Linked DNA regions of Homo sapiens: region 1 is linked to region 2. A link is a loop called in an ENCODE intact Hi-C map of the cell type or tissue named here. Cell type or tissue: heart right ventricle. All regions are shown on one strand. Links, peaks and the distances in the headings refer to the core of each region. The heading gives the core; the rest is flanking DNA. Region 1 overlaps ZBTB16 (zinc finger and BTB domain containing 16). Region 2 holds the start of LOC124902761 (a long non-coding RNA gene).

Evidence for each region. Peaks named below come from ENCODE experiments on the same cell type or tissue, not always from the same donor. Only the 100,000 strongest peaks of a DNase experiment are listed, where the experiment ranks them.
Region 1: a loop joins it to region 2, with 2.4 times the contacts of the local background. A loop is called at or near these places in 2 of 110 quality-filtered maps.

Annotation. Positions count from the first base shown.
Region 1 is chr11:114,109,826-114,115,202 of GRCh38, reverse strand. The region is part of intron 2 of ZBTB16 (zinc finger and BTB domain containing 16); the gene reads right to left. Among named protein-coding and RNA genes, the nearest start is that of ZBTB16, 53 kb to the right of the region's middle. RefSeq lists a silencer at 3,770-3,970. In heart right ventricle, for the core only: a CTCF peak has its summit at 3,405 (motif pointing right); a DNase peak (open chromatin) is centred at 4,032; H3K4me3 peaks cover 1,430 bases; H3K27ac peaks cover 3,183 bases.
Region 2 is chr11:114,034,032-114,039,408 of GRCh38, reverse strand. LOC124902761 (a long non-coding RNA gene) reads right to left here and starts at 4,139. Exons shown (of 2, transcript XR_007062896.1): 1 at 4,032-4,139; 2 at 2,225-2,747. RefSeq lists a silencer at 3,084-3,133 and an enhancer at 2,346-3,286. In heart right ventricle, for the core only: CTCF peaks have their summits at 2,914 and 3,172 (motif pointing left); a DNase peak (open chromatin) is centred at 3,078; H3K4me3 peaks cover 855 bases; H3K27ac peaks cover 1,188 bases.

The DNA.
Region 1 (5,377 bases), core at 286-5,285, 76 kb before region 2:
TCTCTAGAAGGTCTTTCCCAAAGATGGTAGTAAAAGGCTCCAGTGTCTCAGGCGAGGGTAGAGAAATTAAAGAAGTATACAGGTTTGCAGCAATATTCCATCCTTACACAACCCTCTCCTACCTCCCTCTTAACAAAAGAAGAAAGGAAGAAAGAAAATAATGAGTGCCCTGAGATCTTTATTTCTGTGCCCCTGTAGCCCATCAGCATGGAACGACCTGGGCCAGGCACAGTGGCTCACACCTGTAATCCCAGCACTTTGGGAGGCCGAGGCGGGAGGATCACTTGAACTCAGGAGTTCGAGACCAGCCTGGGCAACATGGCGAAACCCTGTCTCTACAAAAAATATACAAAAATTAGCTGGGCATGGTAGTGCACACCTTGCAGTCCCAGCTACTCGGGAGGCTGACATAGGAGGATCGCTTGAGCCTGGCAGGCAGAGGTTGCAGTGAGCCAAGATTGTACCACTGCACTCTAGCCTGGGTGACAGAGCGAGACCCTGCCTCAAAAAAAAAAAAAAAGAAAAAACATATAGCATAGAATGATCTGTAGGACCTCTATGCAAATCAACTCAGAGCTAGAACATTCTAGAGAACATATTTACTTCCATCCTGATTTCCATCCCATATAATGAAAAGTATGTTCTGTTCCTGGAAAGAACTTTTTGATAAGAACTGAAACAAACTCTTTTTACAAACACTATGCCTTCAGTCATCTCCCTGTTCCCTCTATTGAGCTAAGCCTGGAACTCAGCAGCAAAGATAAAGATCAACCAAGTAGGAGAATAACAAGAAACTGTTTAAATATTTCAGATGCTCAAAAGGTCTAACAAATGATAGCAAACTGCTCATATACACTGAAGCCCGGTGGTCCCTCCCCAGTCAGGTTTCCCTCCCATCCCCGTCATCCCAAAGTAACATCGCTTGTAAATTTCCTACCTTTGGACTTCATCCATTATTCTGTCTTTCAACAGACATTCACTGCTCCCCAACATTGTGGCCGACATGGACGAAGTCTCAGGGACATGTTCTCCAGAAATCATTGTCAACTAGAATATCAAGTTATTCTGGACCCCAGTATCTCTACTTATTTCCCGAAAATAAATCATGGAGATAGAAACAGCACTATTTCTACTGAATCACCTGAAGGTTCTAAGACAGCCATGGGATGAGTTTTTATCCCTACCACCCATTACTGCCACTAAGAAATCAGCTTTCTAATAGAAAAGAAGTGGGAGTTTCGCCTTACCATGGATTTAAACTTGGCTAATTTAGCTAATATTGATTGTGCAACTTTGTGTTGACTAATTGAATAAATGAATATAAAAATAAAAGAATGAATTCCAGGTTTCAGTTCAGGACTAACTGGATGATTAGATGACTAACTTATATCTGCCCCAATAACCTCCATAGAATTGATTTTGAAAAAGCCTCCACTAGCTTCATTTAGGAAGAGGAATAGACAGCAGTAGTCAAAGTAGAATAAGGGATTTCAAAGAAAGGTCATTTACAGAATGTCTCTATTTTTTAAGCCCTCTTCCTGAACAAATTTTCTAAATCCCAAACTGGAGAACAGCTTCAGAAGGGCAAAGATCTTTACTTACTCCTACTTGCCCTACAGTGCCTCACTCAAAGCAAAACACTTGTCAGGTACTCAATAAATATCTGTTGAATAAGCTGCCATGAACTCACCTTTGGGAATAGGTCATGATTACAGGGTTTTTAGATTGAGAATACTCTGAAATCAACGCTACCAGCTCTGGAATTCCTTCTTCCTTGGTTCTCTCCCCTTCATTCTTCCCAAAATTCCAACCAGTGTCCTCAACCTAATTTATGCCAAATACCCGAAGTGTTGGACTTCAAGACCCCAAATATCTCTTTTGAAGAATGTCCCAGAAGAACGTATAGGAGGAAAGAATGGATAAGAATTGACCTGTCTGGTAAATCACTTATGTACTTATAAATGGTTGTTATACACCGCTAAAGACAGTATAGAATTCAAAGACGAGTGAGACAGAAGACAGCATCTCTGCTATCACATGACACTCTAAGAAAGATTAGACATGCAGAGATGTATCTTCCATAAGCCAGAAAGCAGCAGGTACCTTGAGAATAAAAATGAAGTGTGTGGGCTGGGTGCAGCGGCTCATGCATGTAATCCCGGCATTTTAGAAGGCCTAAGCGGGAGAATGGCTTGAGCGCCCAGGTGGTCATGATCAGCCTGGGCAATGCAGTGAGATCCCATCTCTAAGAAAAAATTTTAAAAAATTTAAAAACCTAGGTATGGTAGTGCATTCCCTGTAGTCACAGCTACTTGGGAAACTGAGGAGGGAGGATCACTTGTGCCTGGAAGGTCGAGGCTACAGTGAGCTATATAATCAGGCCACTGCACTCCAGCCTGGGTGATAGTGCGAGACCCTGTCTTAAAAAAAAAAAAAAAAAAAGAAAATGAACTGTGTGAAAATAGAAATGGCTTTATGGAGCCTACATTTCAACTAGGTCTTAAAGACTGGGTAGAGCTATGAGAGAGAACAGTAGGACTGCCTTCTGGACAGGTAACTCTTAGGAAAGGTCTCCTCAAGTAGAGAAATCTTTATGGTTCAAGTACATGCCAAAAGGACAATATTTCCCTTAGACAGAAGGGGTGTTTTGACGACAGCCAACTTTTTTACAGGAAGAAAAATCAATCTTTTAACATCATTCATTCTCACCAGTCTTTCTCCTCTTCCTCATCCCTCCCTTCCTCATCTTCGTGCCCTCTCTATCCCTCCCTTGCTCTCCCTCTACCTTCTCCATCTCTCATTATCCAAATACTTTTCCAAAATTTAGATTATAAAATATGACCATCAGATGCTTTATAAAATCTACGCTACAGACATCATTGTGACATTTTTTAGTTAAATAAATAATAGAAATGTTCTGTGATGAAAGGAACCATAATCAAAACTGTAGGACAAATGATAGACTGGGAAGAATCTTTGCCATGCATTTGACAGATAAAAGATTCATTTTTCTGATTTATATCGAAAGAGAACCAACAAATGTGCAAGGAAAAGGCAAAAATCCGAAAGAAAATCATGCAAAAAGTTTTAAATTTTTGATGTAGTCAAATTTACACATCTTTTCCTCTATAACCTTTGGGTTTTATTTACAACCTTTTACATATCTATTATATTATTTACAATATACATCCCCCACAAAAAAATTGACAAATGGACACCAGAGAGAAATTCTTTCTTTATTGAAGTGCGTCTGGAAGCCTCAAAAAAAAAATGTTTAAAACAGACTTGGGGTAAAAGGGGAAGAGGAAGAATGTGTCTCAACAGTAGCCAACAAAAACATTCAAGATAAATAAATTCAGCATTCTGGCATCTGTGGACCCAGAAAAACTAGGTTGCAGATTAACTTAATTAGGAAAACCACCCACAACAAACCAATAGCACCAGGAGAGGGAGACGGAAAGAAGAGACTGAAAGAATGAAGCTTTGTCAAAACAGAGGTGTCAGAATCACAAGTAAAATAACTCCCAAAGGAACTCTCAGCCCTTCATAGGACATGGTGGTCTCTGCATCTCATTCATAATGTTTGCCTTGGCTGAGGTTCTAAACCACAAAAACATCTGTACAGAAGGAAGCAACCAATTTCAGTGAAATCATACTGGAAACCTTTAACATTATTTAGCGTCATTTCATGAGAGGACAATGCAGTTAATGTTCCCCACTGGAAGGACCGTCTTGTGGTTCGCAGCGCTAGGCAGTTTCTCTCTTTCTCTCTATTGGTTTAAATGTGAAAGAGAAAGAAAAGGGGGATTTCAGAAATGGAGGGAAGAAAGAAATAAACCATCTAAGGAGCACAGCCAATTATATAGGTTGGCTTTAATTTTCAAACTAGTGCTTAAATACCAATGGTATTATTGCCTTTAGCTCTCTGGAAACTACAGTGTAATTAGGTTCACTCAACTTAACTTAAAACATGCCCAGTCATTAAAATTTTTCTTGATCCAGCCAAGTTATCTCGCGCGTGCACACACACACACACACACACACACGCAGCACAGATCTCTAAGCCAAAAGTACATCACGTCCCCAAGAAACGGCAAAAACATGTCACTGCTTTTTGGAAATCATGCTCATGTTTTGTGACCTTCCTTAAAGATAATGTTCTCACGATTAATTAATTTATGAATAGTTTTCCCCCCAACATGCACAACAGGTTCCATGCAAATTCTTGAGCTTTTAAATTATACTGTTAATGAAAGCAAATAAAGGCAGTTAAAAGGCAATTTGCTCAATTGGTGTTAATATTTAAGCACAGCATGTGTAAAAACAAGATCACAGAATTCAGTTTTTACAAAGAAAACTTTAACCCAACTTCATTTCCAAAAGATTAAACATGTTGCCAAGAATATTTTCTCCCTCTACCCTTCAGCATCAGGTAATGAAGCTTTTTATTACGTAAATATTTCACATTAACCTCATCAGTTTCTATCACTTATAAATTCCAATCTATAAAATCAAATCAGCTTAATCATGTTTAGATTAGATCCTGCATCCTGAAGGCAAACTAAATTATTTACATCCTCACTCTCCTTGGCACATTCAAGCACCAAGACTTGAAGACATCAGAATAGAAAGGTTTCCTCTGCCTTCCTATTCCCGAGGTCTCACTGGCCCTCCTTCTTTAAATCTGCATCAGTGAAACCAACATAGCAGCCTTGGCATCGGCAAATTCTTCTAAACCAACCTCACGCAAAAGCCCTAAAAGTTTACTGGCTGGGCAAAGGCTTGGCCGTGGCTTTCCCTGGAGTATTTCTAGATTCCCCTACGAAAAAGAAAACTTCCCAGGTCAGATTAGTAACAGTAACTTCCCTGGTGACCCCAGATTGCTGCCTTGGGGGACTGTGCACAGGTTGCCACAGAAGACTGCTCTGTGACTGATCTTTGACCGTAGGGTCTGGCTGAAATGCTCCACATCTCCAAGAAAGTCTGAGCCCTTCATAGGGCTAGGAAAAGGGGGTGGGGGCACAGTGGAAAGGGTTCGCTTCTCCATGACATGAGGGGCTCCACCAAGAGCCCTAAATACCGCCCCCCAGCACACACATTTGCACCTAAGTCCCCCACATTCTTCACGCCCCTTCTCTGAGAGTCTAGTCCCCTCAAAATAGAATTTCAAAATGTTACAACGTTAAATAGATGTTGAAGGCCCTCAAAGGAGTTGAATTGTGGGCTCCTTCCAGAAGTCCTCCTGTGGCCCCCGTCTGCTCTATCCTCCGGTCCTGCTCTTCTAACATACTTCAGTTTCCCTTGCTGCTCTGCCCAGCTGTTCAGCCAAACCATGATTTCCTTCCTTTCCCTCAACATACCACACTGTCTGAGAGAA
Region 2 (5,377 bases), core at 226-5,225:
TTCTGGTCCTCCTTGCATTCCTTCACATTTCTATTGTAGGAACCTGGGCAGGTGACAGGGCCAGGTGGGGTGAGGGAGGTTTTGGTGGTGAGTATCGTAGGGGAAGATCCTAGGATCTCCCTTAGAGGCCACCATCAGCTTATCAGAATGTGCATATGCCCCTCATTAAAATCGTTTCTATAAAACTGCATAACATGTGAGCTGTGTTAACTACTTTGTCACAATGTTGTTTTGTTGTCATTTAAATAAATGTTTTTAAACCTTTCAGTTTCATCATTTTCTCTTTGCATTTTGGAATCAGTGCAATTTGTCAGGTGTCAGGCAGTTTCATAGACCTTTGTTGGCCCTAAGCACTTTGTTCTAGAATGCTTGGACAGAATAATAAGAGGCTTTACCTTTTATTTTGTTTTAAGGTTGAGCATTGGCCAGACAGATGTGAGTTCAAATCCCATCTCTGCCCCTTACTGCCTGTCTGTCCTGGGCAAATTGCTTAAACTTTCTGGGTCTCATCTGTAAAATGGAGCTGGTAATACATATGTGTGGTATTTTTCAAAGTCGGTATGAGGTTTTTATTTTTTTTAGATGGAGTTTTACTCCTGTTGCCCAGGCTGGAGTGCAATGGTACAATCTCCAATCTCAGCTCACTGCAACCTCCGCCTCCCGGGTTCAAGCAATTCTCCTGCCTCAGCCTCCCAAGTAGCTGGGATTACAGGCATGCGCCACCACACCTGGCTAATTTTGTGTATTTAGTAGAGATGGGGTTTCACTATGTTGGTCAGACTGGTCTCGAACTCCTGACCTCAGGTGATCCACCCTCCTTGGCCTCCCAAAGGGCTGGGATTATAGGTGTGAGCCACTGCACCCAGCCTAAAGTTGGTATAGTTTTAATGTAATGTATATAAAGGTGCCTAGTCTAATGTCTGGAACATAGTAAGTGTTCAATTATGTAGCTATTTTAATTATAGCTTTTTTTTTCTTTTGCCCTAATCTAGATGGGATCATGGAGATGGCTCGCTGCATGGCAGCCTTTTTGACAGTGTCTTTGTGAGAAAAGAGAAAGGGCTGTATCATCGTGATCTGTGGCTCTTTGGAGAAGGTTTTGATGGAGATCCAGGCGGTAGCCAGGCGGGCCCAGGTTGCTGGATAACACAGAAATTAAACTCTAGGTCCCCAGAGCCCTCTTTCCACTGGCTGCCCCTCATTTCTTCACTCCATTAAGGGCCAGGGCAAGACCCAGAACCACATCCACAAGGGCCCCAAGTTTGGTCAACAGGTCAAGTTTCAAACAGCCCCACAATTATCCCATAGTGGGGTGTGGACCCAGAATGTTTGCCCTGCATCAGCTCCTGGGATTGGTAAGGAGAACCAAGGAAAGGCGTAGCATAAATTAGGAGTTAGGAGAAAAGACAGAAGAGCCATTGAGAGAGAACCAGGCCAGGTGGAGAGGGAGAGCCGCCCTGATGACCTTGGCGCCGGAACCAGTGAGAGCGGCTCACAGCTCATCCTGCTAGGAGGACAAAAGGACTGCAGCCCCCTTAGAAGTGTCAAACCCCATCCTAGCCTGTCTCCCTGGACCAGAGCTGAAGTCAAGGCTATAAAAAGAGCCTAGCCTGGAGATGGGGGGCAGCAGAGAGAGAATGCATTCCCCCTTGATAATTTCAGAATCACCATTCTCAGTTGTTACAAATGCAAGTTCCTGAACCCCACCCTAAACCTACCCAATCACCGTCTCTTGGGAGGGTAGGTAGGGTTTAGCAAACTTCACCAAACATTTGCAAGTTAAGAATGGGGTCTTGTGGCCGGACACAGTGGCTCACACCTGTAATCCCAGCACTTTGGGAGGCCAAGGCGGGGAGATCACCTGAGGCCAGGAGTTCGAGACCAGCCTAGCCAAGATGGTGAAACCCCGTCTCTACTAAAAATACAAAAAAGATAGCCAGGTGTGGTGGCAGGCGCCTGTAATCCCAGCTACTCAGGAGGCTGAGGCAGGAGAATTGCTTGAACCCAGGAGGTGGAGGTTGCAGTGAGCCAAGATCACGCTACTGCACTCCAGCCTGGGCAACAAGAGCGAAACTCCGTCTCAAAACAAAACAAAACAAAACAAAACACCAAAAAGAATGGGGACCTGTGTGGAGCTTAACAGAGAAGGGTCTAGAAAAGTTTCTCTCTGGGTTGGTTTTACATATTAGACAAGTTAGATTGAAGACAAGATTGACAACAAACATTTTGGTTTAACAAATGTTTATTGTGCACCTACTATGTGCCCAGAACTTATTCTGCCATCCAGCAGCCTCACAATTTGGAATGAAAGGTGGACTCTATAAGAGGAATCATAATACCCTGTTATGAGCAGCACTCACTAAGAGTGCAAATGCGCAATGTGGTCATGAGGTGTCCAGGAGCCAGAACTAGGAAGGAAGAACCTGGAGCTGATCAGGGAGGCCATCTTATTTTTCATTTTTGAGTTCAGGTATCTTCAGTGGTAGATGAGTCTTCTTTCCATTTCTCTTAAATTGAAATGTAGAGAAGCCAATCCTATGTGCCCTTGGGTGTTATTCTTTTTGAAGATGATGAAGGAAGATTGAACCACTGGTCCGCTTCTATTTGCTCATCAGAAATTCGGGCTCAGGGCAGTTATGTGTGCCACATCTTAGCCAAAGTAAAGGAACTTTCTGTTTTACCCTTCTCCAGCAAAAACAGCAGTGAGTCAAAATAAACAACCCTTGGGATCCAAATGCTGGCTCCTCCTACGGAAAAGACAGAATAGTTATTTTATACTTATGGGGGCCCTGGAGTGCCGGGCTGGCTGTGAGTGCGCGTGAAGCTCGCGCCCACCCGCGCACAGGGCCAGGCAGTGACCAGGTCAGAGAATCCTGGTGCAGAGAGGCTCCCGCTGCGGAAGGGTGGGGGCGGGATTGTGAGGCTTCAATCTGGGATGCTTTTTAAAAACCTTCCAAGTGAAGTTGACTTTCTGCGGCTCACGGGCCTGATTTTGCCAGCAGGCCGCCCCTGCCCCCTTGCGGCGTCCCCTCTTAGCCCGGGGCCAAGTCAGCGCCTGACCTCCGTCCGCTGGAGGCCAGAAGGGGAGAAGGCTGACGGTCCCGCCGCAGCCAGAGCGCAGCGCCGGGCGGGACCCTGCTGGGCCACCCGCGGCCACGTCCTCCAAGCCCTGCTGACCTCTAGTGGTCACCGGGCAGAACCGAACGGGCGCTAGGCCAGAGTGGGAAGGAAGGTACCTCTCAAGGCGCGTTCTCAGCCCTGGTTTGCACATTGGGATCACCTGGGAGCTTTGAAAACTACCACTGTGCAAGCCCCACTGCAGGCTTTTGTTCAGAATTAAGTCAGAAGCGCCGACTGTGGGACCTGAGCGTGGATATCGTTGTTAAAGCTCCCTTGGAGGCTGAGCGCGGTGGCTCACGCCTGTAATCTCAGCATTTTGGGAGGCCAAGGTGGGTGGATCACTTGAGCCCAGGAGTTTGAGACCAGCCTGGCCAACATGGCAAAACCCTGTCTTGGCAAAAAATACAAAAATTAGCCGGGCATGGTGGCGCGTGCCTGTAGTCAGTCTCAGCTACTAGGAGGGCTGAGGTGGGAGGATGGGTTGAGCCTGAATGGTGGAGGCTGTGGTGAGCTATGATCGTGCCACGGCACTCCAGCCTGGGCGACAGAGCAAGACCCTGTCTCAAAGCCCCCACGCACCCCCACAAAAAAACTCCCAGGGAATTCTAACGTGCAGCCTGATAGAGAGCCATTGGGCAAAAGTGGGCATTCGTTCGCCTCTACTGTGGATGTCTGCGCTGGGTGTAATGTCAGTGTCTGCATATGGCTGTCTGTCCTTGATCCAGTCTGTCCCTGCATCCAGTGTCAGACACCAGTGTGGACTTCGTGCCTGCCTGACAGTGTGTGTGTGTGTGTGTGTGTGTGTGATGCTGATGTCTGACTGTGGTGTGGGTCCGTGTGCCTGCATGGAGTGAGTGAGCTGAGGTGGAACTCATACACTAGGTGCAGACTCAGGAGGCGAAGGGTCCTACCAATGTCTCTCTATCCTTAAGAGTTAGAGAAGATGGTTTGCAGCCGCCTTCACGTATTCGCATAGTTCACACTCTTTGCTGTTGGGAAGTTCTTCCTGTTGTCTCACTTCAGTCCCCTGTCAAGAGGAGAAACGTCTAGATTGAAAAAGTGCCAGTTTTCCCATCTTCTCTGGTAGCAGCCATAGGAACGGGAGGAAGTCCGGCCTGGAGCTGCATACCCAGGGCTGCTGGCTGGCGCGGCCGGGCTGTCTTCCTCGGTCTCATCACTCCATCAGGCCCTGATGAAACGGGTTTGAAGGGAGAAGAGCCAGCACCAGCACAATTAAATTAATTTCCAGCAGCTGCATGGGATTAAAATTACCCACTTCTCCTTTCTGGCCTCTATCTAATGTTCCTGAAAATGATCTCCTGATACTCTGCTTCTCCTCATTTCTCTTTCTTATGGTCTCAGCTTTTGGTACATCCACTCCTGATTGCGTTGCCCGTCCCAAGCTGCCCTTCCTTCCCCTACATGTGGCTGTAGATCAAAGTCCTGGTGAGACCCCTGTCCCCCGGGCCTGACTGGCCTGACCCTCTCCTTCCCAGACTGCGGGAGCTGGCCAGAGGCAACATCCAGAGGCAGAGTGACCCTCAGGAGTGGGACAGTCTGTCTTGGTGCCTCAGCCCTCACGGAGGTCCCATGGGAATGGAGACTTGCACTCCCCATGCCTGTCCTTTCAGGAGGCAGAGGAAAGGCAACACCTTATGGTGGAGTGAGCACCAGACTTAGAGTCCAGGCATATGGGCTCCAATGCCTGTGTTTCCATGAGTAACTCGACCCCTCTGAGCATGCCTTGCCTTCTGCAAAATAGAGAAGGGAATATCTATCTTACAGATTGCTGTAAAGACTAAATGAGAAAATATAGGGAAATATGTGTGTGTGTGTGTGTATATATATATATATAATGTACATAGATAGCTAGATAGATACTAGAACCTGCCCCATGGTAGATGATCATGCATAATATTAATGAGTACAGTAATAGCTAGTATTTATTCAGTGCACACTACAGGATGATGTTTTAAGCTTTGAATAGGTTGTGTTTAATCATCACAGCAGTACTTTGAGGTAGAACCTTTGATGACTCCCATTTACAAATGGGGAAAGATGAGGCAGAGAGGTATCAGGAAACATGCCCAAAGACACACAGTTCTTGGGTGATAGATCAGGAACGTGACCTCTGGGAATCTGATTACATGTACTGAAAGAAAAAAAGAATATATCACTGAACTATGCACATACTTAGGTATAGTATTTGCTTGTATCTGTGCATGTAGGAACACACACACACCACACACACACACAC